Regions from separate parts of the Homo sapiens genome. Here region 1 is linked to region 2. The links are chromatin loops, found by intact Hi-C in ENCODE. Cell type or tissue: Calu3. All regions are shown on one strand. Each heading gives the region's core, and the rest is flanking DNA. Links, peaks and the distances in the headings are about the cores only.

Evidence for each region. Peaks named below come from ENCODE experiments on the same cell type or tissue, not always from the same donor. Only the 100,000 strongest peaks of a DNase experiment are listed, where the experiment ranks them.
Region 1: a loop joins it to region 2, with 11 times the contacts of the local background. A loop is called at or near these places in 3 of 110 quality-filtered maps.

The regions. Positions count from the first base shown.
Region 1 is chr5:11,175,381-11,192,048 of GRCh38, reverse strand. The region is part of intron 11 of CTNND2 (catenin delta 2); the gene reads left to right. Among named protein-coding and RNA genes, the nearest start is that of CTD-2154B17.1, 400 kb to the right of the region's middle. In Calu3, for the core only: a CTCF peak has its summit at 9,144 (motif pointing right); a DNase peak (open chromatin) is centred at 9,168.
Region 2 is chr5:11,039,635-11,056,302 of GRCh38, reverse strand. All of the region lies in intron 16 of CTNND2 (catenin delta 2), which reads left to right. Among named protein-coding and RNA genes, the nearest start is that of CTD-2154B17.1, 260 kb to the right of the region's middle. In Calu3, for the core only: no CTCF peak of the experiment used is centred there; a DNase peak (open chromatin) is centred at 7,342.

The sequences.
Region 1 (16,668 bases), core at 4,935-12,934, 140 kb before region 2:
TGTAGATGACATGGAAAGGGGGACTTGTTATCAGGATTAGACCTGACACCACGGTGAGAGCTGGTGAAAACGCCTGTGGAAGGCTTTGCCGCTGTGTCTGGTGATGGGCCTGCAGTTGACACGGGCCAGCAGGCAGCAGTCAGAAAGAACAGCAGGATGTGAAGCAGGGGAAGCCAGAGCCAGCTGCCACTCATGGGGACAAATGGCACCCCTCTTTTGCCTCTCGCTGGCTGCAAATCTGCCACATGAGTGATACACAAAGCTGCCGCTCTTTGCCACGGAACTCTGCATGATTATTCCTGGCCAGGACCTAGGGAAGTGGAAAGAGGGGATGTGGTGGGAGCTGTCAGAGCTGTGGCCTAAAAGGTGGAGCAGCAGCAGGGGGTACGTGCACACACTGCAGCAGCCCTGATGCCCTCTGCCCGCAGCCCTCAGAGCTCAGCACTGTGCTTCACTTGGACCTGCCAGGCATCCCGCAGATGTCTCCATGGACAGTCTCAACCTGCAACCAAGCAGGGAGGGAAATCCTGGGAAGCATAGTTGCAGTTCAGCTGGGGTGACACAGCACAAACCCACCACTCCAGGTCTTATATGAGGTGGTTTCTTTCCCTTCCTACATAATGGAAACCTTTGATTTTGGATTTCCTCTATGGGAGTCAGGTGTTTTGGTCCAGTGTCCCATGAGTGTGTTCTGTCCCGTGACAAGCCTTCCACTGTCCTGTGGTTTGTTAGCAGGTTTTCCTCAATCCTATGGGGCAACAGTGATTTCTCTGCTTTTTATGATGGAATTGATTTGCTCCCCTATCCCTACGAAGATTGCAAAATCACCCTCAACAGACTCCTGAATTGAAGCTGCTCTTGCCATTGGGGGAACCTGCTGCGCCTTCAAGCCCAGACCTCTGCTGTGTGCACTGCAGGCCACTGTCTCTGCTTGCTCCTGCTCTAGGCCCTGAGAAATGCATTTTTCCAGCACTTCTTTTTACTGCTGGGATGGGATGTCCTTCTGGGATTCATTTTCCTCTGCTTTCCTTCTGCAGATCTCAGGAAGGCTCAGTTCTCTTGAACCTGCTTCCTAAGTTGGACACTTTGCTTTTCAGCACTTGGAAGTGTAGCAGTGTTTGCTGAAATTGAATCCTGCCTGCCTTCTACTTTTCCGTTGTTCGTGAACCTGAAAGCATTGCACTAGAGGCAATATGCTTTTCTACCATTCTCTTCTAGATTCTAGAACAGGACTTGGCAAGCTTTTTCAGTAAAAGGACAGATAGAAAATATTTTAGCTTGTAGGCCCTAGGTCTCTGTTACAACTACTCAACTCTACCTGTGCTGGATGAAAGCACCATAGATAATACATCAACAAATGTGTATGGCTGTGTATTAAACTGTATTTATGCAAGCAGGTAGCTCAGGCCATAGTTTATAGAACCTTCTATTTCATACTGTCTTCTGCAACCAAGTTCTAACAGAATAAAGAAGAAGGCCACATTGTCACCTCATTACTGCTAGGGGTTGGGTTGGAGGCCAGACTCCAGGCCTTTTAGCCACATTGGTTTGCTCACACAGAATGCCAGATGCCAGAATTAGTTAGACTTATCTACCATGGCACAGGCAGCCGTTGGATCAGGGCAGCTTCCCTTCTCCTCTGCCAGCCACTAGGGCACATCTTATGGAGACCAGGGGAAGCAGAGTTCCTCATGGCCTTTCATCCCAAAGTGGAAGAAGCTCAGAGCTGGGCCAAGCCCTGCACGCTTACTAGTGCCTTGGACAAGTTCCTCTACCTCTCAGGGGAAGAGCAAGTGAGGGGCTGGGAGAGTCCAGTGTTACATAATTGTGCTCCATTCGCAGTAAGGAAACATCAGGCCTGGGGAAGAATCCTTCCCAGTACATTGCTGTTAATTCTGATGGATCAATGATGGGCAGAGGAGATAAGTATTTGGTCTACCTTTTGATGGCAAGTCATCTCCTAACCAGCTTTGTATCTCATGCCTTCTATGCTGAGACATTGCCCATTCTTGTCTCCTGTCATTTTGAACATTTTAGGATTATCTCTTCACAGAGGCAAGCCCAAATCATATGCACAGGCAGAGGGCAAAAACTTACAACCCTCAGCACTGTTCTGATTCCTAATTGCTTCCCCAAACAGACTGACTGTAATCCAATTAGGAAATCCACACCTTTAACTTTCTGTATACTCCACCCTCAGTCCTAGAGACAGAAGCCATTCTGTAGACTGTGAGTCTCATTCATTCATTCATTAAACAAATTGCTGCTGAGTGCCTACTATAGTTAACCCTTGAACGACCCAAGAGTTAGGGGTGCTGACAACCCCTAGAGCTGAAAATTTGCATACAATTTGGCTCCCCAAAACTTAATTACAAATAGCTTACTGTTGACTGGACACCTTACCAGTAACATAAAAAGTCAATTTACATATATTTTATGTACATATTATATACTCTATTTTTACAACAGTGTAAGCTAGAGAAAATAAAATGTTATTAAGAAAATTATAAGGAAGAGAAAATATGTATGCACTTTATTAAGTAAGAGTGGATCCTCATAAGGTCTTCATTCTCATCATCTTTGTATTGAGTAGGCTGAGGAGGAGGAAGCAGAGAGGTTGGTCTTGCTGTCTCAGGGGTGGCAGAAGTGGAAGAAAATCTGTATATAAGTGTACCTGCGCAGTTCAAACCATGTTGTTCAAAGTCAAATGTATATGGAAGTGAAGTTTAGGTGCTTGGGATACAAGGAGTAAGGACCCAGGCACCTTACAGCCATAGACCAGCCTTCCTTATGATATGGCTTTCTTCCTAATGGTCAAGATCATGGCACCTGTTTTTCAAGGAGCCACATGGAGGAAGGGAGAAAAGAAGGAGCAGCATTGAGAGGAGTCTTGGTATTTCCATTGATTCATATGTAGAGGAGTGAACTGTGTCAAGACAATAAGTGAAATTTCATAATCTATTAACAGAACCATTGTGGGCTATTAGAAGCTGGAACTCGTAGACCTGCCCTCCTAACGCTTGTGTCGTAGTGGACAAGACAGACAATAAACTGAGACAAATAAATCTGTAATTTCAGCATGTGACAAGTGCTGTGAAGAAAAATCAAGCAGGCTAAGGAGATTAGAAAGGGATAGAAATTTACTACTTAGAATGAAGTTTGAAGAAAGGAAAAGCCCCGGATAATGATCTGTTAAACTAGAGGAAGTTTTGTCTCCCATACGTGAAATCTGGAGTTAAGTGTTCCAAGGTGATAACGCAGCTGTATCCCATAGAGTCTTCAGAAACCCTTCTAGCCATATGGCTTCTTCCAGCCATAGCTCCCCCTTCCTTATGGGATGGCTCTCTTACCAGTGACCAGGATGGTGGCACCAGTGTCTCAGTGAACAAGACATTTCCATATACAGTATTTGTTTTTAATTTTTAAATTTTATTTATTTTAAAGTTCCAGGGTACGTGTACAGGATGTGCAGTTTGTTAAACAGGTAAATGTGTGCCATGGTGGCTTGCTACACCTAGCAACCCATCATCTAGGTATTAAGCCCAGCATGCATTAGCTATTTTTCCTGATGCTCTCCCTCACCCAACTCCCTGACTGGCCCCAGTGTGGGTTGTTCCCCTCCCTGTGTCCATGTGCTCCCATTGTTTAGCTCCTACTTTTAAGTTAAGTGAGAACATGCAGTGTTTGGTTTTCTGTTCTTGTGTTAGTTTGCTGAGGATAGTGGCTTCCAGCTCCATCCATGTTTCTGCAAAGAAATGATCTCACTCCTTTTTATGGCTGTATAGTATTCTATGGTATATATATATACCACATTTTCTTTATCCAGTCTATCACTGATGGGCATTTGAGTTGATTTCATGTCTTTGCTATTGTGACTAGTACTGCAGTGAACATACATGTGGATGTATTTTTATAATAGAATGATTTTTATTCCTTTGAGTATATACTTAGTAATGGGATTGCTGGGTCAAATGATATTTCTGGTTCCAGGTCTTCATGGAATCACCACATTTTCTTCCACAATGATTGAAGTAATTTACATTCCCACCAGCAGTGTAAAAGCATTCCTGTTTCTCCGCAGCCTCGCCAGCATCTGTTGTTTCTTGACTTTTTAATAATCACCATTCTAACTGGTATGAGAAGGTGTCTCATTGTGGTTTTGATGTGCATTTCTCTAGTGATCAGTGATGTTGAGCTTTTTTCATAGGTTTGTTGGCTGCATGAATGTCTTCTTTTGAGAAGTGTCTGTTCATGTACTTTGCCCACTTTTTAATGGGGTTGGTTTTTTTCTTATAAATGTGTTTAAGTATTTTTGTAAACTCTGGATACTAGACCTTTGCAGATAGATAGACTGCAAAAATTTTCTCCCATTCTGTAGGTTGCCTGTTCACTCTGATGATAGTTTCTTTTGCTGTGCAGAAGCTCTTTAGCTTAATTAGATCCCATTTGTCAATTTTTGCTTTTGTGGCAATTGCTTTTGATGTATTCGTCATGAAATCTTTACCCGTGCCTATGTCCTGAATGGTATTGCCTAGGTTTTCTTCTAGGGTTTTTTATAGTTTTGGGTTTTACATTTAAGTCTTTAATCCATCCTGAGTTAATTTTTGTGTAAGGTGTAAGGAAGCGGTCCAGTTTCAATTTTCTGCATATGTCTAGCCAGTTCTCCCAGCACCATTTATTAAATAGGGAGTCCTTTCCCTGTTGCTTGTTTTTGTTAGGTTTGTCAAAGATCAGATGGTTGTAGATGTGCAGTCTTCTTTCTGAGTTCTCTATTCTGTCCCATTTGTCTCTGTTTCTCATAAACAGTCTTTTTAAGGGAGTTGTAGTTAGTTGTGCTATGGTAAGATTAGACTGCTAACATTTATATATGGGTAAGTCAAGCTTAATACCCCTTCTTTATTACCTTTGTCACAGAGTAGGACTTTGCAGATGCCTCTAGAGCCAATATGTCACATTATTTCCTGTGTTTTACATTCTTATTGTTGTCCAATGTGCCTAACCTGAGAATCCAGGTATTCTCTGCATTTCTTTCTTGTGGACCAAGAAGAGATAAGCATACATTTACGAACACCCACACTTACCGGTCATAGTGCTACGTACCGTCCAGTCTATCATTGCCTTGAATACTCCTGAGGTCCTGTGAGGTTGGATGTAAGGGGCATGCTTAAAGTCACAGCTGGTCTGTGGTACTAGTGTAGTCCTTGATTTCCAAAGCCAGTCTGCTTTACACCAGTGATTTTCCAGTTTCTCCAATCATAAGAGTTTCTTTGGAGGCACTTGATAAAACAATACATATTTCTGGACCCTAGATTTTCACGATAATAGCTTGGGAATCCACACATTTAGCAATACCCTCTCGAGGTTCTTAGGATCATGCATGTTTGAGAAACACCACTTTCTACTTTAACAGGACCAACAATTACAGTGGACTGCAGAGGGGTGGAGGATTAGGAGACATGGATGTGTTTTGAGAGACGCCAAAATAATTTGACGCTAATGGTAACTACACTATCCAATGAAAATATATGGCCCGTTTATCACTTTTTTCAAATTAGAATGAATTTGAGGTTACCTCATATTACAGTGTGCTTCCTCAAGTGAGAGAGAAAATAAGTGGAATCGCTTCCACTGGATATAGAAGAAATTTCCTGTATCCCCCTCTGACTTACAGCCAGCAGTAAGCAACTGTTACTGATGGCAGTGTTAACTGGGGTGGAGCTTGCATATATTATAGTCCTTTACTTCCCTATGAAACCTTGTGAAGTTTCATCAGAACCTTCTGTACACCGATCAGAGAGTGTTTTGTGAGCATGATCCATTTTACATTCTGCAGCAGTAAAATGTTGGATGTTCTTGAACCGTCTGAAGTTGCCTTCAGTTTTCACCTCCGTGATCATTAGGGCTGGTGACGTGAGATGTATCTGTGCTTATCTCTAATTACATTTCAGAGCATGCCAAAATTGTATAAAGGCTTAAAGGAAAGTTTTTCTGGGTCTTTGTGCTTTGTTTTGTATTTGCCGAGATTGAAATGTACAGCGCATTTCCATTTGTTAGGTCTGACAATGCATAACTGATTTGTGGCTTTACTTTGCAACTCACGAGTTACAAGTTAATTAGAAACACTTTTCCCTAATTATATTTGAGAGTTTGCTCTATTTGCTCTACAATTATCACAAAAATTACATTAACTAGTGTTAACGAACACAACATAGCAATCCCCACTGGATCCTGGAGGAGAACACCAAATTATATAACGTCTACATCCCTTGCCCAACACCTGGTTTCCTTTCCAACAGATGTTTTTGTTTGTCATTCCTGATGAAACGTTTGAAATAAACTTCCTTTTTGGTTATCCGTTAGAGGATGAAACTCAGCCTAGAGGAGGAGAAGCTTCAGTTTTGCACATGCAAAACTCTTTTCACTTAGCAACTCGCTCTTCCATCATGACGGCTGTTGTCGTTGCCATCATGGCAGCTGTGTACATCAACTGTGTGCCATCCCCAGGGAATGCCCAGAAGAAGAATCTCTGTGAAGTGGTTTCCTAAAATAGGAGCCTGTATCATGAGGCCTGTAATCCCAGAGAAGTCAGGAAATGGGACTGCTTAGAAGGTGACCTTCTTGTCTTCCTTCTTTCTTCTCCAGTTCACAATAGATGCCTGAGCAGCACTACAAGGTTGCTCAGTCAGGGTAGACAAGAGCATATGGAAATGATGTAGATGTGAGCTCTGTTCTCCAGGAGCAGTCCACTGAGTTAGGGAGAGGGAGATAGAGAACTGTTCTATAAGAAAAGCATGGAGAGAGGGCCAGAGGAGCTTAGAGGAGGAAAGAGAAACTTCAGTTGAAGAGATCAAGGAAGACTTTATGAAGAAAGCAACATTTGAAATGGGTTTTAAAGATGCATATGGGTTTGGCGTGCAGGTAATGGGAGCAGGAGAATAAAACATGGGCCACGAAGGTTACAGGGGCAAACTCTCTTTGCATGCTTCTTTAATAAGAATGGATTGAGAACTGAGTCATCCGTGTGCATGCAGGGGTGGGCATGTGTGTTCTTGCACACCTGCTCAGACTAAGGCACAAGCACTCCTGCGCAAAGCAGCTTCCTTCTGCATATCTGCTTGCCACTCTCCTTGCATTGAGTCCGAGTGCTGCGGGTTCAAACAGTCTGGTCTTCTCCTTCCATCCATATTTGCCTTTTAATCTACAATTCTTCTAGAAGTTAAGGGCCTTTGGGTGGAAGGAATAATGAGGAACGTGCTTGATAAGTTTCTACATAACTTGATTCACTTCACACAAAAATTGCTAGGGACACACCCAGAGTCAGCTGTGTCCTCGTTGATGAGACAAAATAATTCCACAGACTATTAATTCACAATAGTGAACAAGGATTAATCTACTATGCAAATGACAGTCGGCCAACTTAAAAGTTAGGACATATTTTCAGGCAATTTAAAAACCATGGAACCTTGAGCATAAAAGCATTCAGTACTTCAAGTACAGCAGTCTATAGCAAACACAGTTAGCACTTAAAATTATGATACATATTAGTTAAAAGAGCTGCTTGCCCTACATAGTATTTGGCTTTCATGCATGTTGGATTTTTTTTTGAGAAAATGGATTTTAATTCATAAGTGCAATTCTGTTTTCAAGTGGCATACCTGCTCTGTTCACAAATTTATTTTCTGAGGCTTATCTGTGCAGTTAATTAAAAGCAAACATAAACATGCGCTCTTATCTGGTTTCCAGATATACTTAACAGTGAACCACATTTGCATTCACAGGTATCAGTAGAAAAAAGGCTACTTTCATTTCTCACATTTTATGTCAAATGATTCTTTTTAGATTAGAAAGAACCATCCCCCATCCTTTATTCTTAAAAATTATTCCCCTCCATCGTTAGTGAGAGGCAGTAATATGCATGGAAATCTAAGACTGCGAGATACTGATTTCAAAGCATTCAGAAACACTTTTATTAACCAAAAGAAGTCTTGGACATTAACTTTAGCGGTTTTTGTTATGTTTCAGTCTTTGCCTTTTAAGTGAGTTTGCAGTTTTGAAGCAGATGTTTAATTTTATATTGGTTCTACGCATGCTTGTGGTAATGAAAGAAAAGAGTTTGAGAGAAAGAGAAAGAGGGAGGGACAGAGAGAGACAGCATGAGCGAGTGAGAAAGAGAGAGAGTACACAAAACTAGGCCAGGCGCGGTGGCTCAAGCCTGTAATCCCAGCACTTTGGGAGGCCGAGGCAATTGGATCACTTGAGGTCAGGGGTTCGAGACCAGCCTGGCCAACATGATAAAACCCTGTCTCTACTAAAAATACAAAAAATTAGCCAGGCACGGTGGCAGGCACCTGTAATCTCAGCTAGTCAGGAGGCTGAGGCAGGAGAATCACTTGAACCCAGGAGGCGGAGGTTGCAGTGAGCTGAGATTGCACCACTGCACTCTAGCCTGGGCAACAGGAGCAAAACTTGGTCTCAAAAAAAAAAAAACCAAAAAAAAAAGAAACTAAATTGATTTGCTCTTCTTTAGCAGTGGGGCCTTAGCTGCTGGGTATCTGTACCCGCTAGCTGGAGAGTGTCGATGCCATCCTCTCTACTTTTGACCTTGGGGCATTTTCTGATCTGTGTAATCACTTATGCACAGCCAATCACGTGCATCCTTTATTAAGGACACGTATGGGTGGAGGGGCATGTTAATATGCCTTACTTTCCATGCCTTTTTCAGGAGACTTCCTAAGGCTTCGTTAAATTAACAGGAGATAGAAATTTGTATTTAACATACAGTTGTAGTTATGAGATGAACATGGATCATTTAGGATTTTCAAGCAGTCTATCAATTTAATAATTTTCTGCAAAACTGCCCTTGCTATTAACTTAGTTATTGAAGTGTATAAACACAGATGTGAAATTTTTTTGTCATGTATAAACTTCACATTGAGCATGGCTAGGTATTTATAATTTGAATCTAATGAAAATGGGATTGAAAAGAAGGAAATGATCAGGTGATCTCAGAAGGGCAACTCTCCCAAAAGCAAACACTATGTCTGATTAGATAAGCCACATGCTTAGTGAATGGAAAGGAATATCTCTAAAATTTGCTGATCCAAACTCCAAATACCAGGATCTTACTAAAATTCCCTTTACCTCCAGGGGGCTCCCTCACCATCTCTAGGTAGCTTTCCTAAAGCTGCTTGCCATTAGGGCTGCAGTGTAATGAAACACAATCTGAGTTGCTATGGAAACAGCTATATCTATGCAAATTACCTTTTAAAAAATCATTAGGCCACAGAAAGTCTGTCAGTCATATGAAATTTGCAAGGACAACAGCCCACAGCTACCCTTGGCATTGCTTCTCCCCATTGACTGTTGCCAGTTTCTTTTGCTGTATCTCTTTTATACAAAGATAGTATTACCCAATCCTTGGGGGACATGGCTAGTAGTAAGAGTTGCGGGTGGGAAGTTGAGGGCGGGAAGTTGAGGGCAATCACCTGCAATTAAGAGTTTTGAAGCCATCGTGGGCAGTGGAAAAGCTACCTAGACATGGATGGGGGAAGAGAGAGGTTGAAGTTGAGGCAAATTTACTTAAAACCAAGTGTCTCACATCCATCCCTCTCCTCCAAAAACTAAGTCACTAACTTTACTTGCACACACAGACATATATATACAGGTGTGCACACTCTTAGATGTGCACACGAAGGTGGGTGCATGCAAACATACCTGTGCAATGTAGGCATACCCACACAGACCAGCACATGCAGGCATGAACATACATGCCCGGGTGTGTGCATGCACACACTACACACGTACACACCACACACATATACCACACACACACTACACACACACCCACACACACATACCCCACACACACCACACGCCCACTCACACCACACACACACCCCATCCACACACACACACCCCATCCACACACACACCACACACACACTCCATCCACACACACCCCACACATACCACACACACCACACACACCCCCCACACACACCCCACACACACCACACATACATCACACACGCCACACACACCCACACACCACACACATACTACACACACACCACACACATACTACACAGATACCACGCACCCCCCCACACACACACCACACACATAGCCTCCACACACACCACACATACACACCACACACATCCATGCACACACGCCACACATAACACACACACACATCCACACACACATGCCACACATACACACACACACCACACGCATTCACCACACACACACCACACAGACACACACACAGACACACACACACACACATACACACATCCACACACACATGCCACACATAACACACACACACACCACACGCATACACCACACACACACCACACAGACACACACACAGACACACACACACACATACACACGGAGCCTCCTGGGTTTTTGGCTATCACACAGCCCTCCCTACCATCCTGCTCTACCAGACGCAGTTCCACACTGGAAGCACTACTATCCCCGACTTCTTTGTGTATCTGTTCTATACACTGGGCTTGGCAGAAGCTTCCACAGTGCTTTTAGAGCTTGCAGTTCTCTCAGCTGGTCACCATGGCTCCCCGGGGCACAGCCTGTGTGCTCTGCTGGTTGTCGCCATCTCACCTGCTGCTTCCCGGGCAAAGTGGCCCCACATGTGTCTACCCTGAGCCCCCAGGAGACTGCAGCTATGAGGTAGTAGGTAAGCCAGAGAGAAAGAATGGCTCACTGCCCCTTGCATTACAATTTGTACTAGAATCCCTGAAGAGCACTTCTTATACCCCAGGCATTACAGAAAGAGCTTTTCCCACCTTAGCCTCTTTCCCGGGAATTGAGACTTGCCTCTCTGTTGCTGGGCTAAGGGCGAGTCAAATAATGGCTCCCACTCCAGTCATTGGGTCCACCCTCCCCGCCACTGCACCCTGCTCCTGGTACCCGCTGGCTGGTTTGCATTCACATCAGTTCCCTCCTAGGAGCTTTTCCTGCCCCACCAGTCAGCCTCTGCCCAGCCTGCCTAACCTGCCCAAACACATCCCAGACCTCAAGTGCACAGACTTGGTTCTTCCCCAGAACCTCCGGGCCCACATACTAGTAGACTCTGTCAGCTCCACATCCTCAGGCAACCGGGAGTGCTCAGCCCTGTCTGAACTCTGAAGAGGACAGAGACATCAACTCAGATGGGAGCCAGCATCCCTGCTACATGGGAACTCTTTATAGGAGTTGCCAGTTGGCATCGTTAGGAGTGATGTATTTCAGTTTGGTTCTCTAAAGAGCCAGATCACATTTTCACTGTTTTCTACGAGGTAGCAGGATCTAGAGTGTGTTGCTCAGCTAAGCCCTAGGGCAAATATGGAAAAGAGATCAGTGTTACAGACCCTGTCCCCAGCAGGATAAGTGAGGTCCTTCTTCACTCTACATCCTGCCTTGGGGGTCAGGGACATGAACAGAGGAGCCCATCTGCTTGCAGGGACCATGATGCTGAGACTCTACAATATGTGAGGCACATAAGCCTTGCTTGTGCTTTCAGTGTGTGAAACTTAAAAGTGAGTTCTCAACCAATCGCTATTATGTTTCTTTCTTTAAATGCTTTAAATATTAACCTAGGACTCTGCTTCCAAAATAACATATTACATTTAAGGCCACATGACCCTTGTATTAGTCTGTTTTCACACTGCTATAAAGAACTTCCTGAGACTGGGTAATTTATAAAGGAAAGAAGTTTAATTAACTCACAGTTCCACATGGCTGAGTAGTCCTCAGGAAACTTACAATCGTAGCGGAAGGCCAAAAGGAAGCATAGTGGAGGAGAGAGAGAGAGAGCGATGCGGGGGAAGTGCCCCACTTTAAAACCACTGGATCTCATGAGAATTCACTCACTATCACAAGAACAGCATGGGGGAAACCACCCCCCATGATGCAGTCACCTCCCACCAGGTCCCTCCCTCAACACATGGGGCTTACAATTCGAGATGAGATTTGGGTGGGGACCCAGAGCAAACCATATCAACCCTGTTTTTATTGCTAGTTACAGAATTAGTGCTCTAGCCTCAGCGATCCCTCAATGAAGGTCATTGCTGTGAGTTATTTCTTCAATGAGCAGAGCCTTTAGTTTATTATTTCCAGCAAATAAAATGTGTGTCATTGTTATCCCCATGTTAGGTTGAGAAGGAAATATTAAAAGGTTAATGTAATAAGCACCAAACCAAAAGTTCTTCCATGTTTACGCAGCATCATTTTGGAATACAAATACCTGCTTTCTCCAAGCCAATTACATATTTTTTTAAATATTATATAATATCCAGGGTTATCTATTCTGAGAGTCATTTAAGCCTTTAATAAGAGGGTTGAGGTGTCAATAGGTCCTCAGCCCTCAAATTTACTAACTTTTAGAAGTGGAGGTCAGAAAATGATTTTTTAAAACCATATCTCTTATAACAAATATATCTCCTATCTCCTTTGTGAAGATAACTAAAAATGGAGACATTATAGAATGTCAGGGTTAGGTACAGATAAATATGTATATTTAGTCCAGGCATAGTGGCTTATGCCTGTAATCCCAGCACTTTGGGAGGCTGAGGTGGGTGGATCATCTGAGGTCAGGAGTTCGAGATAAATATGTATATTTAAAGGCATGGTTCATATTTTCTGTGATAACCTTGTTTTAGGAATATAGTACAGTGCTCTGTTTTATGTTTTTTTGTTTTTTGTTTTTGTTTTTGTTTTTTTGTTTTTTTGTTTTTTGTGCTTTTTTTTGAGATGGAGTCTCGCTCTGTCACCCAGGCTGGAGTGCAGTGGTGCAATTTCGGTTCACCGCAACCTCCATCTCCTGGGTTCAAGCGATTCTCCTACCTCAGCCTCCCGAGTAGCTGAGACTACAGGGCACCTGCCACCACGCTGGACTAATTGCTCTGCTGTATCTTTAAGAATAAAGGCCCATGTGATTTGCCTTGAAATGTGTCCATCCAAGAGACTGTAGGCAACTGAAATTGAGAAAAGTTAGTCAAGCTATGAAAAATTATCTGCTCATTGTTGAACATACCATCTTCATAATTAAGAAATAGTTGTAAAATATATGCACTGTCATCTCAGTGGGGTAATTTTAAATAAGAGTTTTCTAGCTATAAGCTATTGTAGTTCCACAGTATCATAAAGATCAGTAGGACATATGTCTTTCTAAGAGTTAAATTTCAATATAAGGCGAAGAATGTATTGTATATGTCTTCCTGGTACACTAAATTGATAATCATCATTACATTCTTTGCCAACTTAAAATGATTCAATGTTGTGAGTGCCCTGAGTCTAATTAATTTTAACAAAACCATTTATATACCATAAATTTCCAATTATATATATACTTTTTAAAGAGTAAAATTCTGCTAGGCTCTACTGATGTCTTACATCTCAAATTTCTCAGACCTCCATAACCAGCATTTGCCTCATTTTGTTAGCATCATCTTCCATTATGACGCATTGTTAATCATACTCCTCCTACCAGGACTCATATCACAGGTTTTCCATTCAAGTTGTATCATCTCTGCCTCTCTATCACCTACATTAACCTATAAGCTCCTTAAGAGTAGGGGAAGTTTCATAGTCATGATTGTTTCCATGATGTTCAACCCAGCATATCATAGGAGTTCAATAAATCCCTCTTGGACTAATTTGGTGGAAACTATATTCCAATTTTCCCCACATTGAGCTGCATTCCCAGGCTTCAAGAGTATTCCTCAACTAATAACCACTGTTGTGTTCTCCTTTTAACCTACTGAGAAAAAGGCTTAGGTCAGTAGCAGACTTATTGGTATTCACTGATGCTCATCCATCTTTGATTTCATAGTAAGACTTGCTTAATGTGTGAGTCATCATGGGTGACAGTATGTTAACACATCTATAAAGAATACTTGAACACTATTGCAGGAATAGAAATGGGCATTGAGAGATCCCATTTCTATCCTAAACAATATAAAACCAGCTTGAATCCTAAGCCAACTTTGTGTCTTCTTCAAGTCTTCCTTTTCTATTTCTTTGCCTTCGCCAACACCACTGCCAGAATATCAGTAGCTACCAGGAACCAACAAGTATCATCTTATATACATTCCTCTGGTATAAACAACTTGCTATAGTATTTAAATTAATTGATGCATGTTTTCTTGCGATGGAATTGAGGATACTTTTTATCTGATGATATGATTTTATCATCACAAATCATAATTCACCTAAGGAAATAAATGGCACTTCTATCTAATTATTGCCATAAAGAACAACTTAATATCAAAATGACAAAGGTTGTTTTTGCAATATATTATTCAGAATTTAGATGGATGATATAAATTTCCATCTAACTTGATCCATGTAGTTTAATGAGAGCATTTTGTAGATCTAATTATCTGTGAACAAGACCAAAAAAAAGTTCCTCAAAATTTCACTTCCTTTAAATATTTTTTTAGTCTCCAGGAGGTGATAGGTAAAAGCTTCTCTTAATAACTTATAATACATATATTTTATACATATATTTTGATTAATTTTTCTATATTAAAAAATTCTGGAATCACAAATAAGGAGTGCCTTAGAGTCTTGTATAGGCCAATAATTTTTTAGCTGTTTTTTGTCCTTTCTTTCTGTCTAAGAACAATGGGTGTCCTGACTATAGACAGTGTTAGGTATCACCATGTTGTAGATACATAGTAAGAAACTGAAAACCAAATGCCTTGAATTTTATAATTGAATATCAATTTTCCTATCTAGACACCTAGAAACAAAAGCACCAGGATTTCCCCTGAGGGTAAAACACAGAATGTCTAAACCTCACTCTCTTCTTGGGGCCTTACCATCAACTTATATAGTCCCTGCTGAGAACCTGAGTGCATTGGAAATTGTTGACGTGAAATAAGGGATGTAATACTCATGCATCTTTGCAGGAATTTATAAACTCCATCTGTTCATAACATTCAATCACAAGATTATGTACCTGGACCTCATTAGCTCAGCTCCCAGAAGAGAGGTCATATTTTAATGTTATTACTCTTACTCTTATTAAGAGTTTATGTAAGAAACTTATATGAAAAACAAGTCAGCAAATCCTACAAACTTGGACTTTTAGATGCTGTTATGTCATTTGTTGCTAAATCTGTGGAGGATGGGACAAACAGATGGTTGTTGAGTAGGGCAGTGCCATGAATCCCTCCTGCAGGGTAGGAACATTAATCTGAGAGCAATGACATGATAGATTGGAATAAATAGCCAGTTGAGATAAACAGAGGGGGTGAGCACAGTCAGGTTATGGTTGGATTTTTAGCTAGAAATTATGAATCAGTCATGACAGTAGAGCCCAATTCAGATTTTGCTGGATCTTGAGTTCCCATTATTGCAAGTTAGGATAAGGAAACCAGTCTTCACAGAGTAAGGTGGTTTGGAGAAAGAGGTAGAAGCTACTAGATAGTTCAATAGGATCTCACTCCATGAAGGAATTCATCTTGTTTTCAACTGTATCAGTGCTTACATTCTCAACCTCCAAACACAGTAAAATGGATAAACTTGGTAAAGTGAATGACTAGAGCTTTGCATCCTTAGACTAGCAACAGAGACAAGAGTTTGCCATGGAAACAGTGTGTGAATATTAATGTCCATTGTCAACAATGAACATGTCGGTGGCTACATGTTTCCAAAGCCTTTTTACACCTTGTGTTTATAAATCGTCAAAGCTTGCTCTCACCAAGACAGAAGATGGGGGAATCATGTCAGTGGGAAACAGCAAAAATAAATGTCCCCTGGATTTTTAAATAGAGGATTCACTGTAGAAAACAAATGAATTAAATGATACCATGAAAAGAGAAATACAGGTGTCAATAGACTAAGGGTCACAAAAATGATAAGAAGAAGGAAAAATAATGATATTGGGCATCAGTACTAGTTCTGATAACTTCTCAGTTCTTTAGCGTCTCTACAGCTCTGCAACTTTTAGTAGCTTAACTTATGTGTTCATTCCCATGCATGACCCAACTGGGAAATAAAATAACAAAAGAAATGAATTGGCATTTCAAAAAACAACATGCAACCAGCTACTACACTCATAAGAAGAAGGTTAATTAAAAGGAATGCGCATGGGAAGGAGATGCCATGTCTGCTAGTAGATCTCCAAAGATGAGAATGATTGCTGGCACCCAGGGTTGCTGAGGGGCAGCAACACACACTATTGGGTGACAGTGTCAAGAGGGTGATCTTTCTGGAGAGCATTTTGGCAATATACCTCAGTATTTAAAATGTGTAGACTCTACCCAGCGATCCAAGTTTTAGGAATTCATATTGAGAGACTATTAAGAAGCATCTTTAGAGCAGATGAGTTAATATATGGAAAGCATTTCAAACACTCTAGTACATAGTAAGAGCCAATGTCAGCAAAAAAAATAAATAAATAAAAAAAGAAAGAAACAACTTAAATGTCCATCAATACACAATCAGATAAAAATGGACCATCAAATAGAGCATTACCAGGCATTAAAAATTAAGATGTGGCTAGATGTTGATATCAAAATATATCCGTAACATGTGTTGAATGCAAAAGTCAAGTTAACGAACAGCGTGCGTGCTGGGATTCTATTTCTGTAAAGTGACATGTGAGTATATGATAAGAATAGAGCGATAAACAAGAGCTTGTCTCCCAAATCT
Region 2 (16,668 bases), core at 4,276-12,275:
TAATCAGTCAATGAACATTAACAAAGTGATTCTATGTTCAAGGCATCACTACGTATTGTGACTCAAGGCTAGGCATTTATTTAGATTCTCCATTTCAGAAAGATTCACTAATAGTATTGAAATGTGAAACATTTATTCTCAGAAACAAAAGTCATTGTTTAAACTTCTAATTTTTATTCAAGCATGTACTTAGCAAAAGCCTGATGGTGGGAGACACTCCGCCCCATCTCCGTGATCCAGGTCACTGCATGTTGCAACTACTCATGTTGGAATTCAGTACTCATGGGTCAGTGTATCTGAGAACCTGCACTACCATGTGTGCCGTGACCATGGGATTTTGTTCTGCAGCCAGGAAATCAGCTCAAGCCCAACTTTATTGCAGGTTGGCTTTCTGTGTCCTCAGCACACAGAGACATCCCACCGTGAGCCAACCCTGCCTGTGGCTTGTGGCAGTACCTGCCATCCACAAGGACCTAGGGTGTAGGCCAGTAGCAGCTCATTCTCTCTGTCTCTTGCTCCTCCCTACATGAGCCAAAGATCACCTAGCCCAGTACCCCCAATCACAGCCAACCTCCACAGCACTGGCTACTTTAGATAGCACATGCCCCAGCACACCCAGCTCCAGACTCCAGGCCATCCCTCTACTAACTTAGGTCCTAACTGGGGAGATGGAGGTGGGAGACTGCAAATAATTTGACAATAGACACATTAACAGGAGAAAAGACAAGGTTTATTCACCTGTGTGTGGAAGTACTCAGTAATGAGTAACTCACTGAACGGGTATGGGTAGTAGTTTATATTCCAGCTTAATAGGGGAAGGGTGGATAGATAGGGCTTCTGTTGAAACAAATGGGCTTCGAGGGGAAATAAATGGGGGTATGGCAGTTCTGATAAAGTTTGGTTTATGCCATGTCTCACCCCAGGGCTAAGAGTCAGTCTCTCCTTCTTGGCTGGAGCCTCCTCAGAGGGGACTTATGGCAGCTGCATTCTCAGAAAGCTCAGCCTTTAGTCAATGAAGGAAGCTCAGAAAAGGCTTCTTTTAAGTTTAAAGTAACCTTTATGCCATTCTGATGGGTTCTTTAAGACTTCCACACAACTTGTTTAGGTAGCCTGGTTCATTCAGTACCTACGTCCTTAACCCTGGTTCATTCAGTACCTACGTCCTTAACTCTACCTTCTCCAACCGTTATTCATTCCTCAATCAAGCCTGTGGTGTCAAGAAAAGAAATCAGTCCTGCCACACTTCAAGCCAGCATTCCTATGCCAGGTGGAAAATGGGACCCTTGGCATTGCTCAGCTTCAGCCAGGGACAGAGCTGCCAGAGAGCCCATGCATTGCTCTCAGAAAACACATTAAGGCTCTCAGTCAAACATTGAACAGTAGAGAATATTTAAAAAGTAATGAGAAATAAATAGGCAATAGGAGAGGATGGAAATGTAAAGGCTCTTTATATAAACACAAGCGTGGAACTATCTAGGACCACTTAGTGTAGGGCAGAAGCTCTTTGTGAGAATATTATTATAATATAGAAAAATAAATGATGCTCCCCAAAGAGTCCTGGAGTCATTCAGAAAATGTTAAATCACCCTGACTCTATAGCAAGCCTTCAACTTTCGCAGAGAAAATGCTCAAAAACTTCAGTTTCAGCAGTGCCCAGCAAAGGGCAAGTGCGGTCTTCAAGGAGGAGCTGGGAGATGATGAACGATGGGAGGCAAGCGTGGGGACTGGCGGGAAGGCGGGAGCAGCTGAGGGGATCCCAGTGGACCCAAACTACAAGTTGGGGCTTGCAGGGAGCCTCTGCTGAAGGTAGTAGGAAATGTGCTTCTTACTGCTCCCTTGTCTTCTCTAATACTCCTCTTAGTTCTTTTCCTCTTGCATACCTTTTATTTCTGGCTAAGTGTTGGGCATTGTTGTACATTTTCTAGCTTGACTCCCTTGGGCAAGTTACTTTCTGTCTCTGTGCCTTTGTGTCTTCATGTTTAAGATGGAAAGAACTGCAGTGTTGACCTCCTAGGGCTGTTGTTAGAAGCCATTGAAGACACAGAGAATACTTAGAATAATAGTTGGAACTTGGCAGGCCCTGAGTTAATTCACTGCCATCATTGTCCTCGTGCTTCATAGCAGTAGCCGTGTTGCTGCTCTTAGCCTCAGTTCTTTCATGGGCTTCTTTCGGTTCCTTGGAGGCTCCCAAGCAAAGGTTTTTCAGCACCTCTGTTCTGTGAAAAAGAGATTAAGCATTTTCAGTATATTTAAAGTTATCTCCAGCCTATTGTGATGATGCCTTTTCTCCAAAACCCTTTTTTATTTTCGTTTTATTGTAGGCACAAATCTTTCTAATGCAGATGCTTAATTTTTCCCAAAAAGCAACTTACTCCTTTCAACAAGGTTTTCTATTTGGTCATCACATCTGCATTCTTCCAAGAAGCCCACTGGTAAATAATGGAACAATGAAGCAGTGTCGCCACTAAAGAGTAATCTGCAACCACACAGAAGCTGGAATCCCAAGTACCTGTCATTATATTCTCCTACACATGTGCAGAGTTTGATAAAAAGAGAGAGCCAGTTTTATTATTCCTTTAAGAGGAAAAAACTGCCAAGAACTCCTAAGCTTTAATTACCAAAATAAGCTTGCCTTAAACAAATTCAAACACATGAACACAAAGTAGAAGATCAAATGCATTTTGTGGCCCCATGCACATATATCTTCCATGAGCTTGTATCTTCAAGGTAACAGTGCTGCGTCTTTAATACCCATTAGCGCTGCACTGTCTAAATGGTGCACGCCAGAAAAGAGCCGTCTCTAGGTGTCTCAATGAACCATGAAAAATCTCAGGGAAAATGTATTAATATATTTTTCAGCAAATCCTTTGAGATGAGGATTCTCAGGAAGGATTTTAGTGCATTATGCAATGTAGTTGAATTCCCTCTTCAGTATTGAATATGCTTTGCTTTATTCCAAAGAGCTCAACCTCTTCCTATAGACATTGAAATTCATCTGTTTCATTCATAGCACCACGTAAACTTTTTATTTTTGTCTCAAACTTCTCTGATAAGCTTGCCTCTGCATACAAAAACATCAAAGCCTGTGGTGAAAAATTATTAGAAAAGAAAAGAGAAAAGCACCTTTAGTTTAAGCTTCAAATGAGACCAAATTGATTAGTCATCTGAGATTAACTCAGCCTAGCAGTGAGCTTACAGCAAATCACATCTGTCATCCTTTTCTTATTGTAATATATCTCTTTGAAACTTTCAGTAAATTGCCTACATTAAGTCATATCTTTAAGAGACTGATTAAATCTAAAGCTGAACTAGCCACTGCCCTATATAAGTCTTATTTGTTCTAATACAAAGAAATAAATTGACTCATGGGGAAAAAAAAGCATTATGAACACAGACCAAAAATAAGCCTCACTAATGAAAATATACAAACCCGAAGTGTTATTCGGTAATTTTTCTAGTGTTACTTAAGTGTTGCCAACTAGCAGCTGCCTCAGATGCCCTTATCTGCTTGAGTTTCTAGTGAAAAAGTGGTCCTCCATGGTGCCCAGGGCCGCCGCCCTAAAGATCATCAACACAACCTGTTGCTGAAACAAAGCTGAATTTATTTCTTACTGTGGTAAGGGGGACAGCACTCAAGGGAGCTTTGGCAGTGCCTGGGAGGAGGGAGATGAGATTTTGTGGAGAATTTGAATTCTGGTTTAAGGTGAATCTCCCAATGCTAAGACTTGCCACCATTCAGGATTGGTAGAAACAGGAATTCAGTATGTCTTAGGGCACAAACTGTCTTTTGATACTTTCCATGGAAGAGTCAGTAGGTTTTTCTACAAGTTTCTGGATTGAACAATCAAGTTATTTGCATTGGCAAGAATCTCCTGGAATAGTAAGTGACGTTAATGAGGACAGGGGTAATTAAGTGATGGTAATAAAACCATTTCTATCTGCATGTAGATTTGTTGTCTAGCTGTATGTGTGTCAGGGGAGTATTGGGCAGAAGTTTTAGGAGGGTACATAGTTTTAGTTCTCCATGAACTGAAAGTATATACACATCTCAAAAATTGCTCTGTTTCATCATGGAAAAAAAAGCCAGATGATATTGAGAAGAAATAGAAGCACAGGTAGTACAAAACCATCAATGATCTAAAATGTATTTCCATCTAACAGCCCTTTGGCTCCTGAGTCCACACCTGTACACCCTCTTCAATTCCTCCACCCCAGCTTGATATGGAAAGCATGATGGACTCTCTGCTCTCAAGGACCAAGCCCCGGCCCGCTTGAAACCACATTTACATAGTCACAAACACTGGGATTACCGTGCATGCTTTAAGTGCTGTGGGAACTCATAGAAGATAAACATGGCAGGCAGACAGTGCTTATTAAACGCACAACGTTACGTAGTGAAGAAGCAATAAACAAAAATTTAGTATTTTTAAAATCAAATTTTATTTTGAAGTTTATTCTCAGTTGCTTTGGGACACAAGATCTGATCATGCCACTCTTACTTGCCTTTTGATTAAGTCCAAGGCCAACAAAATATCAGACTATCAATACATATTTGTTTAATGAATAGTTGGTGGATATTCATGCTCTAATTTCATAGAGAACAGGTATTACAAGATCTATAGCTTTAAAAAAAGAAACCTAATTCTAAAAATTAGAGGAAATGACTCAACTCTCATGAAAAATCTTTTGCAATTCTGATTTCTCAGTTATTAGATGAATTTTCATATCTTACATACTTCTTTATTAGTCTCAAACATTTGTATTTTTCTATTCCTCACTTCTTTCCTAAGAGATGTAGATACAATCAAGAGAAGTTCCAAATGCATGAGCTTGAACCAGTGGCTTACAATGCAGCTAAAGCTCTTGTCAATGAAGGCCAGGGTTCTTGTCAGTTTATCTCAAATTTCTACAAGGCTACTAAAATTAACCAGGGAGCTGTGTCTCCATTTTTATATTCTTATTGCCCCAGCCAAATTCTGATATAGCTAATTGCTTGTCCCCCACCCAAAATTCTCTTCTATTTTGGTTAACTCATATCTCTCTGCATGATCTAAGCTTCATAGGTACCCATACCCACTAGAGCTCTGGCCATTGGGCAAATGTACTGCATCCTAGAGATGGCAGTATATGTTAATAAAGAGCCTTTTTGAGACCCTTGAGAAGGAAATTCACTAGCAATTTACTAAGAATGAATGCGCTTTTGTTCTGGTAGGGCAGGCTTTGTGGAAATAAACAACCAAAGGAGAAAAGCAAAGGCTGTCTATTCTGAGCTTCCTATAGCAAGGGGGCTGGCCATTATCACTTGTGTTTTGGCAGAGACTTAAAGGCAGAAGAGTGGTAAATATTATAGTGGAGAAAAGGGAAGCTTCAGTTGTGCCCTAATTGGAAGCTGATAGCACGGAGATGTTATGAGCCAACCAGAAGTGGAGCACCCCTGGTGATTGGTTGGGGTGTATGCCTGGCCTTCTCTGGTTGGTCCTCAGTTGGAAGCAGAGACAAAAACTAGGGAAGCTTTCATTTATGAATCACGTCCTGGCCATCTGGGGCCAAATGTTGCACAAGTTCTGAATAGAGATGGCAATCTGTCTTTCTGTGAAACTAATAGCAGGCTTGCTTCCTGAGTTGCTTATTACAGGTAAGGAGTTGGTTTCCTGGGCAGGATGCTCAGGTTGTGGGTCAAAGTTCTGTTTTTATGCATTGTCTGACCATTGTCCATTTGCATATTCAGTCTCTCCATGGGGACATATGTGAGAGTTATAACGTAATAGAGCTCTGGTTCCAAATTATACTTTATTTTAAATTAGTTTTTAGTTAATTGTCATGAAACTAAATATAGCCAGGTAATTTTGAGAAAATTATCTATTATTAGTTTTTCTCCTTCTGGTACTACATCTATAAGCCATTTGTAGCAGTAGATACAAATTGTAAAGGAAATCATTGTGGAAATGTAAGAAGCAGGCAGTTAACCAAAGGGAAACATTGAACGTAGCTTAGTATCTCCTTGGACCTCTTTTCACTGGGACCTGAGGTGGTGGACACTTCTGGGTGTGTTTCTTGTAGGGAAGGTGTTATTGACTCTGGGTCTCAAGGCCTAGGGACCAATAGACCTGGGTGGAAAAAGAACATGGCTTGAAAGTAGAAAGAAATCTACCAGAAATTGGTAGAAAGGGAAGAAGAAAGAGCATCCAGTTAAAATTCCATAGGCTAAAATATACATGCACAATTGTATCCTCTAAACCACATTAAAAACAAGTTTTCAGGAATAGATTATTGAAGTAGCACTTTGTTCAACTTGCTAGACTCCTTCACTGAAATTGGTTGGGCACTACTATGAGCCTGGCACTGGAAATATCTCCATTCTTATTTGTTAACAGTAGTCTGTATGTAGCAACATGGACAGAAGAGTATTTCCCTCCACTAAGACAGCGAATTGCTTGTGGCTTACAAAGTTAGTATTTAAATGAAACTACTAACTCCCAGGAGGTATAAATGGTGAGATATTTCCCCTTAAGGAAAAAGCACTTTTTATGTTGCTTTTGCACAAGTGGTATGAAACCCAGTTATTTATTGGACACATTCCATGCACAAAGGGGTGGGTTTGGGTGCCTGGATAATGGATAGCATTTCCAGAAAGAAAGTTCAGAAGGAATTTCAAGAAGCCTTGTAATGAGGGATAGATACACTCACCTACAATGCAGGGGAGATGGTTGGTGCACCTGCTGACTGGGGTAAACTCGCAGGCTTGCCAGGGTATCCGTGGGGAGGGTGATATTTCCTTGGCACTGGAGAGTTATCATAACACATTTGGCAAGCCTTACATTTTCATTCATTAGGTTTCTTTCATTAGGTTGAAAGTTAGTGTACTGTCTGTGCCAATGCATGTTTAGACATTTATTTTTCTCTGTGCAAATGTTCCTACTATTGCACTCCACAGACAAGTGAGAGGAAATTTGACAAGCAATTTGTATTATGTCAGTTTTACCAAATCACACCCTTGTCCTCCCCTCTAATCACACAAAAGCCTCCAAAAGCCCATGAGGCATGACGTTCCAGGAGCTTAGGAGGTTATTGAGGCAGGTGAGAAGTATGGAATAGATATCAGGAGGCTTTAGCAAAAAGGATCCTCCCTTTAGCTCCTTGAAATGCCCATCCCTTGACTTTCAGAAGGTGACTTACCTTCCCCCATTTCCAGCAGTGACCTCGTCTTACCTCGGAATCTCTAGAGCAATAGCTTTCAACATGGGGCAATTTTGTCCCCCAGGAGATATTTAGCAATATCAGAAAACATTTTTTGTTGTCACAACTGGTGTGGATGGGAGGGTGCTACTGGCACCTAGTGGGTGGAGGCCAGAGCTGCTGCTGTCTGTCCTGCAGGCTATGGGACAGCCTCACAACACAGCATGGTCCAGCCCAAAATATCAACAGTGCCAAGCTGGAGGAACCCGGCTCCAGATCTTGTACAGACGTCTCTCAAGGAGACCTGGAAACCTGGCAAATTCTGTCTTTCTCCAAAAGAACTATTCCTTCCAATCTTTTTCAGTAGGCATAGATTATGTCTACACATATGTGAAAATCACAAGTCTAGTATGCAATCCAGCCAAATGACACTAGCTGGATATAGCACTGCTGTGACCCTCTACAAATCTGTGCTTGAGTTGCCATAGATGACTCTACCTGTCAGCTCAACACAGGGGCAGTGTGGGGCAGGGATGTTACATGGCTCAACTGTTTAAGTTATGCATCCATGGGGTGGATGGTTGCACCATTAGAGAATATTCCAGAAACTCTTCTGTGGCTAACGCTCTCTGAAACATTTCCTTCTCTCTGCACAGACCCTGCTGTTTCCCAGGCAACTAAATGCAGTACCTAAAAATATATGCATGCAAGATTTTTATGGGGAAATAAAACAATATCACATTAAATTTAGGACTAATATTTGAGATCATGTAAATCTCTGAAGGCAGCTACCCTCACTCAGGGAATAGCTTATGCTTCAGTCTTAGAAACTACCTTGGGATACCTGACTGTTTGCCATGGTTTGGTTTGGGTGGGGTCCTGTTTTATTTGTTCATGGCTAAGTAGATGCAGAGATTGGATGACACTTCATTCAGGGCAGTGTTTGTAGAACATGGACCTTGATCCAGGCCAGTTCCAGGTTCTGGGAGCTCAGGTGATAAAGAGCCTGTATTTCCTTGCCTCAAGGAGGGTACTGAAGTGAATGGACCCTTGTGCTGTGCTAGAGGAATGCCAGGATTTGGGGATGGTGAAGCGGCCAGCAGAAGCAGCTTTGGGAGGAGCGATTTAGGAAAGCCTCCCTAAATGGTGGAACCCCTGAATTGAGCCCGGAGAAGTTGAAGTTAACCAGACAAAGGAGCAAACAATGCAGGAAGCGAAAACAACAGGACTTAAACCTGAGAGTCCCATCTCCTGGAGCATATTTACAAAATTACAAGCAGGGTCACCTGCTAGGAACACAGCAGCTCCCCAGCCCTGCAGGGGTCCTGTTGGCCAGTCCCAAGAGCTGGTATTTTACCTGGTAAGCAAGAGGGAGCTAGCGACATGACATGGTCAACAGAAAAAATGGCACTCACAGTCTTGTGCCCCCAGCCTACTTCTGCTAGGATTGAAGTATGTGATTTGTATTTATTAGGGTGACGCTGGACCTATACCAGAGCAGCAAGCAATGGAATACACTGATCTTTCTATGTTTTTATTGACCTGCTGATAAACGAAAGTCACGGCACATATGTATGCATGTATCTGTGCATCTGTGTGTATGTAGACATGGAGCCATACTCTTTATACCCCTAAATATACACATATCCTGTCCCTCTCTCCGTCCCTTCCCTAGCCAGCACACCCCTTGGTGGATAATTGTGTCTCTTTGGTTTAAACTCAGACCCCAAAACAATGCCTTTTACGTGGGAAAACAATACAAAAGGCATTTTTGCCATCGCTGTTGGTGGGGAACTGTATGTGATGTGATTGGGTCCCTGCGTTCCTGTAGAACCAGTTGCCCAGTCCCGCTTCCTGTGACATCATCCTCCTGGACAGGCAGAGGTGTGTACTGGCAGCTTTCCCTGCTTTCTGAAGCAGCCGGAGTGCCATGTGCAAGTAATCTTTCATTTCCAAGATGAAGAGCCTGTGTGCACACTCATCTCTCTGAGAGAAGCATGGCTTTCACAGAGGCACTCACGGTCATGAAACTCAGCTCATTAACCCTCCGGAAATTCATGAGGAGGCTCTGCTGAGAAGAGTCACTGATGACAGAATTTTAAACTTTATTTTCTGTCCCCAATAATGTTGGTGATTATGCCCATGAAAACGCATGGGCTTTCTGTGGCTGTCAAGGACTTTCTAGAGAAATTGGTCTTGAGCTTGCCATTTCGTCAGTGCTGGCTCTGTGCTTTGTTAACTCCAGGGAGCTTGAAGCCTGTTTTTTTGTTGTTGTTTGTTTTGTTTTGTTTTGTTTTGTTTTAACAGATTTGGACAAAACAGAATCCAGTGGTAGTGACAGTGATGATGGCAGCCAATGTGATTAACTGAAGCATCATTTTTATTTATTTTATTTATTTGCTTTTGCTTATTTGGTCTTAAATACCAAGTTGAGATATCATTCAATGAGATTTCAGACAGCGTTAAAAGTGAAATGGCAAATTCCGTGGGATTCCATATGACTGATGAGACATGATTATTTGTCAAATAAAGCAAAATAGAACTGTTCTTTGTGGTCTCTTCTTCAAAGTAGCAGCTCTGAAACGTACCTAAACCCAAAAGTCAAGCAGTGTGTTGGTTTAATAGGGTTCCTATAACAAAGTGCCCCTAACTGCATGGGTTAAATGTGCTGGAGGCAGGAAGTTTCAGATTAGCGTGTCACAGGGTCGATTGCCTTGGAAGGCTGTGAGGGACAATCTGTCCTAGGCTGCCGCCCTCGCTTCTGCTGATTTGCTGTCAATAGATGGCGTTCCTTGGCTTGTAGAAGCATCGCCTCAATCTCTGCTTCATCTTCACATGGTGCTTTCCTTGTGTGCATCTATCTCTGGATCCAAATTTCCCCTTTCTGTAAGGATCTCTGTCATATTGGATTAGGAGCCCACCCCACTCCAGTATGACCTCTTAACTAATTACATCAGCAATGACCCTGTTGCTACATAAGGCCGCATTCTGAGGGACTGGGGGTTAGGATATCAACATAAGAATTTTGGTGAGGGGGTAACAATTCAACCCAGAACCGGCAGCATACCCGTTTCCACCCCATCCCACACCAAGTAGCCCCAACAGCTGCTGAGCCAGCAGCCACCCTGCCCTGCAGCACAGACAGGGGACCAGCCACTTAATATTTCTGGTTAAAACCACCAAGGAGGAAGGTCCTGAGTCTCCAACTTATCAGTGGAAGACAGGAAGAGAGGACAGAGAAGGGAAGGGAACATTCTTTAAGATAAAGGAGGGATGGGAGAGGAGATAAGGAAAGTGTAGTGGGTGAGATGGTGGCCCCCCAAAAATCTGTCCAAGTCTAAGTCCCCAGAATCTGTGAGTGTGACCTTATTTGGAAAAAGAGTATTTGCAGATACAATTAAGTTAAGGGTCTTGAGATGAGATCATCCTAGATTATCCAAGTGGGCTATAAATCCAAAGCTAAGTGTCCTTGTAAGAGACACAAGAGGAGATGACACAGACGCAGAGGAGAAGGCCATGTGAGGGTGGAGGCAGAGATGGGAGCGATGCAGCCTGATTTGGTTTGGATGTTTGTCCCCTCAAAATCTCATGCTAGAATGCAGTCCCCAGTGTTGGAGATGGGGCCTTGTGGGAGGTATGTGGGTCACAGGGACAGATCCCTCAGTAATGGCTTGGTGCCTTAATGAGTGAGTATCACTCTGTTCGATATTGCAAGATCTGATTGTTATAAACAGAGCCTGGCACCTTCCCCCCCTCCCTCTTGCATCCTTCTCTCCCCGTACGATCTCTGCACACACTGGCTTCCCTTCACCTTCTGCTGTGGGTGGAAGCTTTCTGAAGCCCTTACCAAAAGCAGATGCTGGCACCATGCTTTATGTACAGCCTGCAGAACCATGATCCAAATAAACTTATTTTCTTTACGAATTACCCAGTCTCAGGTATTCTTTTATAGCAGTACAAATGGACTAAGACACAGCCCCAATCCAGTAAATGTCAGGAGCCACCAGAATAAATGCCAGGCCTCCCCTAGAGCCTTAGGCGGGAGCATGGCCCTGTCTGCTGATACCTTGATTTCAGACTTGTGACTTCCAGAACTGTGAGGGATACATTTCTGATTTTTTATGTCACCCTGTTTGTAATAATCCACTGAAGCAGTCACAGGAAACTAATGGAAAGGAAAAGAAAGAAGTACCATTTTCAGGGGCCCTCAGGGTCCCCAGTGGTGGCCCAAGGGGGCACTACCCTGAAACCCCTGAAGTCCTACATTTTTCTCCAGCTCTGCTCTGGCCTGACTCACATGAGGAATAGCAGAACCACCAGCTGATCCTGTGCTGTAGTCTCCAGTGACAGTTTCCTTTGAGCACCACCATCTTTCCCTGTCCCTGTCCACCACTCTGCTCCTGGATCTGTATTCAGGCACATGCTCACCTGAACTTGACCTTAGCAATGTGACACTGGAAGGAAAACAGATGCTGCATAAGCTCTGTTTAACTAATGGAATTTTGTAAAACCAAACAAACATCACTGAATCTTCAGACTTAAAAAGAAGCCAACAACCCATTTATATATATATATATATATGTATTTTTTTTTTTTGCAAGCATGTGTTGTTTCTACTCACTTTGAAAATAGGGTAGGAGGGACTGCTTATATCGGATTATGAAATGTACATAGAAAATATCGTTCTATAATATGAAGACCTCTATTTTTGCTGGATGGATGTATGGATTTGCATGGTTTGGTTTGGTTTGATGAGGCTGACCATAGTCACTGTGTAATAATAGTTAAGCTACTTGTCTACCAATGTGTAGGCTCCTGCAATCCTAGCAGATGATCACTCACCTCCCTGTCGTCTGTCAGATCATGCCAAACGGGCTTGACAGAGTGGCAGGGCAGTGTGCAGGGCATGTTTGGTGTCTGCATTTCAGAAGGTGACACTGCTAGGAAGTCATTCTTACCAAGGGAAAGGACCTCCTGTCACGGTACCTCATTGCAGAATGAGAGCAGACAGGCAGGACCATCAGAGTCCTGCCGGGCAGAGGCTGCTACCCCGCTGTACAACCTGCTGGAAGATGCAGGGCCTGTGCCTGTGGGCCAGTTACTCTCAGCCAAGTGTGAATGACAGCCTCTATCCCCTGCCTGGGCTCCCTAGTGAGGGAGACAAATAGATACTTAAACTTTTCCAAAAATTGCAATTTCAGAAGAGAAAACTCAAACACTGAACACTTTCCTGAGGTTTGAGCCAAGTGATTTACAGAAGCTCTGTGTCTAGTATTTTCCTGCTTTTTTAATCTTCCATGCAATCTCTTTTACTCATCAAATCTTTCTCCTTTGCTACAAGTGAAATCCCATCTCAATAAAGAAATTGCCACAGCACTGCAGCTTCTTTTCTTTTCCTGAAATTTTACCATATTAATATTGCTTGTAAAAAGTGGGTCATCACTTGGCTCAGATATAACAATAAGTCATTTTAATTGAGTGAAATTAGTTAAAATAAACTTTGGTCCATTTTTGGTCTTCTAAGCTCATTTTTTGCTTCTGTTTTTATATCTACTTGGTCTCTTTTTATTCATTTCATCATACCTTATGTTTTTTCTACCTATCTACTTGTGAACAGTTCATACAATTACAACATACAGTTACTGATTTTTTTTAGTATAGCGCAAATACAACTACCAAAGTTTTAAACTCATCACATGTAAATCCTGTATGTTTTATGCATACGACATAAGCCTACAATATGAATGCTGGAATCCTGGGTAGAGTAATAATAATGCTAACAGTTTCATTAAAAATGTCTACTGTGGTTAACTAACAAACATACAGTCAATATTATATAGCCTGAGACATTCTTACAGTTCATAGGAATAGTGTTTTCACTAGCTAGGACACTTGGAGAAATATCTAAAGCACAAACCAATTTTACTAAAATACATTTAAGTATCTTTGGGTTCTCATGTTATTTCTCTTGAAATAGAAATTCTGTGTACTATAAAAATACAAAAGAGGCCCAATTCCTTTATCCTAAAAAAAAAAAAATAAGCTCTGACCTAGATATAAAAAATTTTATAAGCTAACACTATTAAAGACCAATCTCGAAGTGAAGACAAGTGATTGGAAGTATTTTTTGAGAAAGGATACTATCTCTTTTGTTGGTAAGAACCATCTAAACTATCTTGCATCTAAGAAAGAAGATTACCTCCTAAACATAAGGGGGACAAGGCTTTTGTAAGATCTGGAAAAGTTCAGGCACCTGGCATGAAATTAGGGCCCCATTATATGTGTTAGGAAAAGAGATGAAGTGATGGTCCAACCACCCCAAGCCACACCAGGCTTGCTGCCTTCTTGGGTCTATTTCAGCTCTGGAGGAAATCCTAGATGTACAGGTTTTTTATAAGCCAAATCAGACCCTGGTGAACCAGTGACCTAAAGCCACCAAAGACTTCCCGGTATCCAAAGCTCAATTCTATAATTTACATTAGAAGTAGAATTGCCATGTGGAAACCAGCACTTGGCTTGGCTGGTAAGTCCCAGGACAAAAATTGACTTGGGCAACAAAATTACATGAGTTTCGTACAGTGAACTTCCTCTGTTTGAGAACCATCTTGGAATTCATCCATAAACATCTCATTGGTTAATAAGGAAGATGAAATTTTAAGCAAATAATTACATATCCTTCTTTAATGCCACATATCTCTCTAGTTTACGAAGTCCTCTGTGAACAAGGTGTGCGTGTATAACATAAGAACAAGACAGATGCATTTAGGAATAAAGTGTATTGGGGTGAGCTGCTCCTATCAGCCAACACTAAAAACAGACTAACATACGTCTTCTCTGACCATCCCTTTTTCATAGTAAGAGTTTTTCTTTTAGTTCTAGTTTTCATCAACATTAATTTAAGTTGTGAAATTACAGCTTCTGTGGTGTAAAGATCTGTGTGCACTTGGTGACATGAAAACTTAATCAAAGGAACAAGAACAGTAGCAGCAGGGCCCCAGACTGAGTCCTCAGACCCCCACTTCTCTGGAAATGGAATGGATGCCATGCCCAAGACTGCTTTCTCTATTCTGATAAGTTTCTCTATTCTCATAAGTTTCTCTATTCTGATAAGTTTGGCAAAACCTGTGCTTAAACAAAGTTGAACAGTTGGCTTCATTGTGTCTGTTGGTCTGCTCAGAGCCTTTACTTTGCTAATTCAAAGTAAATTTGCTAATACATTATAAATCTCTGAGATGAGTATCAAGTACAGTATTTCCTGCATTTATGTTGCAGTGAAACCCTATTTATAACATAGCACCTTTTAAAACTAGTATTCCCCAGACCTGCATAGAAGTAAATAACAACTGCAACAGGATAAATATGAATGCAATTTTCAGTGATCAAAGTGCTGTTGTACCTTCTTACCTTGTGTGGTCAAAAGCCTCATGCAATTTGTTTATTATCAGTAGACATAGGTTTGTTAGCTATCATCCTATCCTCAGTTTATATGATAGAAGGATAAATTATATACATCAGCAAACTAGATGCAACTTCAATGAATGTTTTTGGAATGACTGGCTGAATAAATGCATGACAGGGAAGGTGTCACACAGGTGGTAAAGGCAGTCTATCCCTGTGAAAAGAGCTCAGAGGAAGGAGTCAGGAGGGTTAGGCTGGAGAAAAGAGCTTCTGCCTAAGAGACTTATGGTCACCAAAGCTCAGGAGACAGCTCTGTGACCTTTCCCATACCATTTAACTTCTATTTGTCTTCTAGATAAATTGGAAATTATACCTGCCATTTTTATATCCCTAGGGTAATGTAAGACACAAATGGAAATAATGAATATGAATGTTCTTAAAAAAGTTAGAACACTACATAATGTCATCTATGAGTAACAGCATATGAAGAAAACCAACAGATGATTCCCTCTCTCCATATCCTTAATTGGGTCTGATTTTTATTTTGGCAGAGGTGTAAATCAATTTGGAAAAGCAAGAATGAGGGAATGTGATTATATAATTAATCATTAAGCCATTGCAGTAATCAATGAATTACTGCTATTCCAATGTCGCTCAGGTTGGAGGACTAATTTCAGACTCTATTCCTGAAAACAAACTTTTCTTCAGAGAAACACTGATCTCATCTGTCTCAGACAGACAATTGTCTTCTGAAATTTTCATCTTAGGAGAGTTCTTGGGTCTTTGCTAGATAGCAATCTTGACCTAAAAATAAAACACCCTTCATAGGTTTCTCTCCTGAAGCTAGAATCAGTAAGTTTAAATTTTCATCATTCCTTTCTGCTAAAATTAGTCAATGAATTGAGATAATTATTTTTATGGTTATCATGCTTAATAGTTAATCAAATTATTTAAATCCTGTTAAAATGTATCATATTAGTTGCTTGCCTCATTTTCAGTATTTCTCAAAAATCAATTTATTTCTAGTTCAAAAAGGAACTTCAGCAAATCTCTTGTTAATTAACTGCCATTTTTATTTTTAGAACCATTCTTATACTAGTTAAATATGCATATCTCAGCCACCTTCTTGCCCACAGTTCTACTCATTTTCTTAGTTCTTCACACTTCAACAGTGTGAGAATTTCTCAGAATCTAATTCAGTGAATTCCCCTGGATGAGACAAGGTGCTGAAACATACAATTCCTTTTGTCTTCCAAACAGATGGAATAGGTTATTTATTTGAGTATAACAACTCTTGAAAGAAATGCATACCGTATGCCATAAACCTGTAAGATTCTGCCTCATTCAATGTTATTTCTTTTCAGAGGATTGAGTTACTCTTTGAATCATTTTCTCAGACTAACTGCTTACCAATTCGGGCATGTGAAATAGGATCTTATATGTGCTACAGGTCTGTGCTTTTTGTTTTTGTTTTTGTTTTTTTGAGACTGAGTCTTACCCTGTCACCCAGGCTAGAGTGCAATGGCGTGATCTCAGCTCACTGCAACCTCCACCTCCCGGGTTCAAACAATTCTCCTGCCTCAGCCTCCTGAGTAGCTGGGATTACAGGCACCCGCCACCATGCCCAGCTAATTTTTTCGGAGTTTTTTTTGTTTGTTTGCTTTTTTGAGACAGAGTTCACTCTGTTAACCCAGGCTGGAGTGCAGTGGTGTGATCTCAGCTCATTGCAACCTCTGCCTCCCAGGTCCAACTGATTCTTCTGCCTCAGCCTCCCAAGTAGCTGGGACTACAGGCACGTGTCACCATGCCTGGCTAATTTTTGCATTTTTAGTAGAGATGGGGTTTCGTCATGTTGGCCAAGCTGGTCTCGAACTCCTGACCTCATGCAATCTACCAGCCTCGGCCTCCCAAAGTGCTGGGATTACAGGTGTGAGCTACTGTGCCTGGCCTGTACTTGTTTTTTAAAATAATGGTTATTAGAAAAAAACATAAGGAACTTTAGTGTACCTTCTAGAATTTGTCTTATCCTCTGCCCATTGCAACTATTTGATCCCCTGGCTCCAGCTGGTCTCTTCTTAATATTCCTTCTCTCTC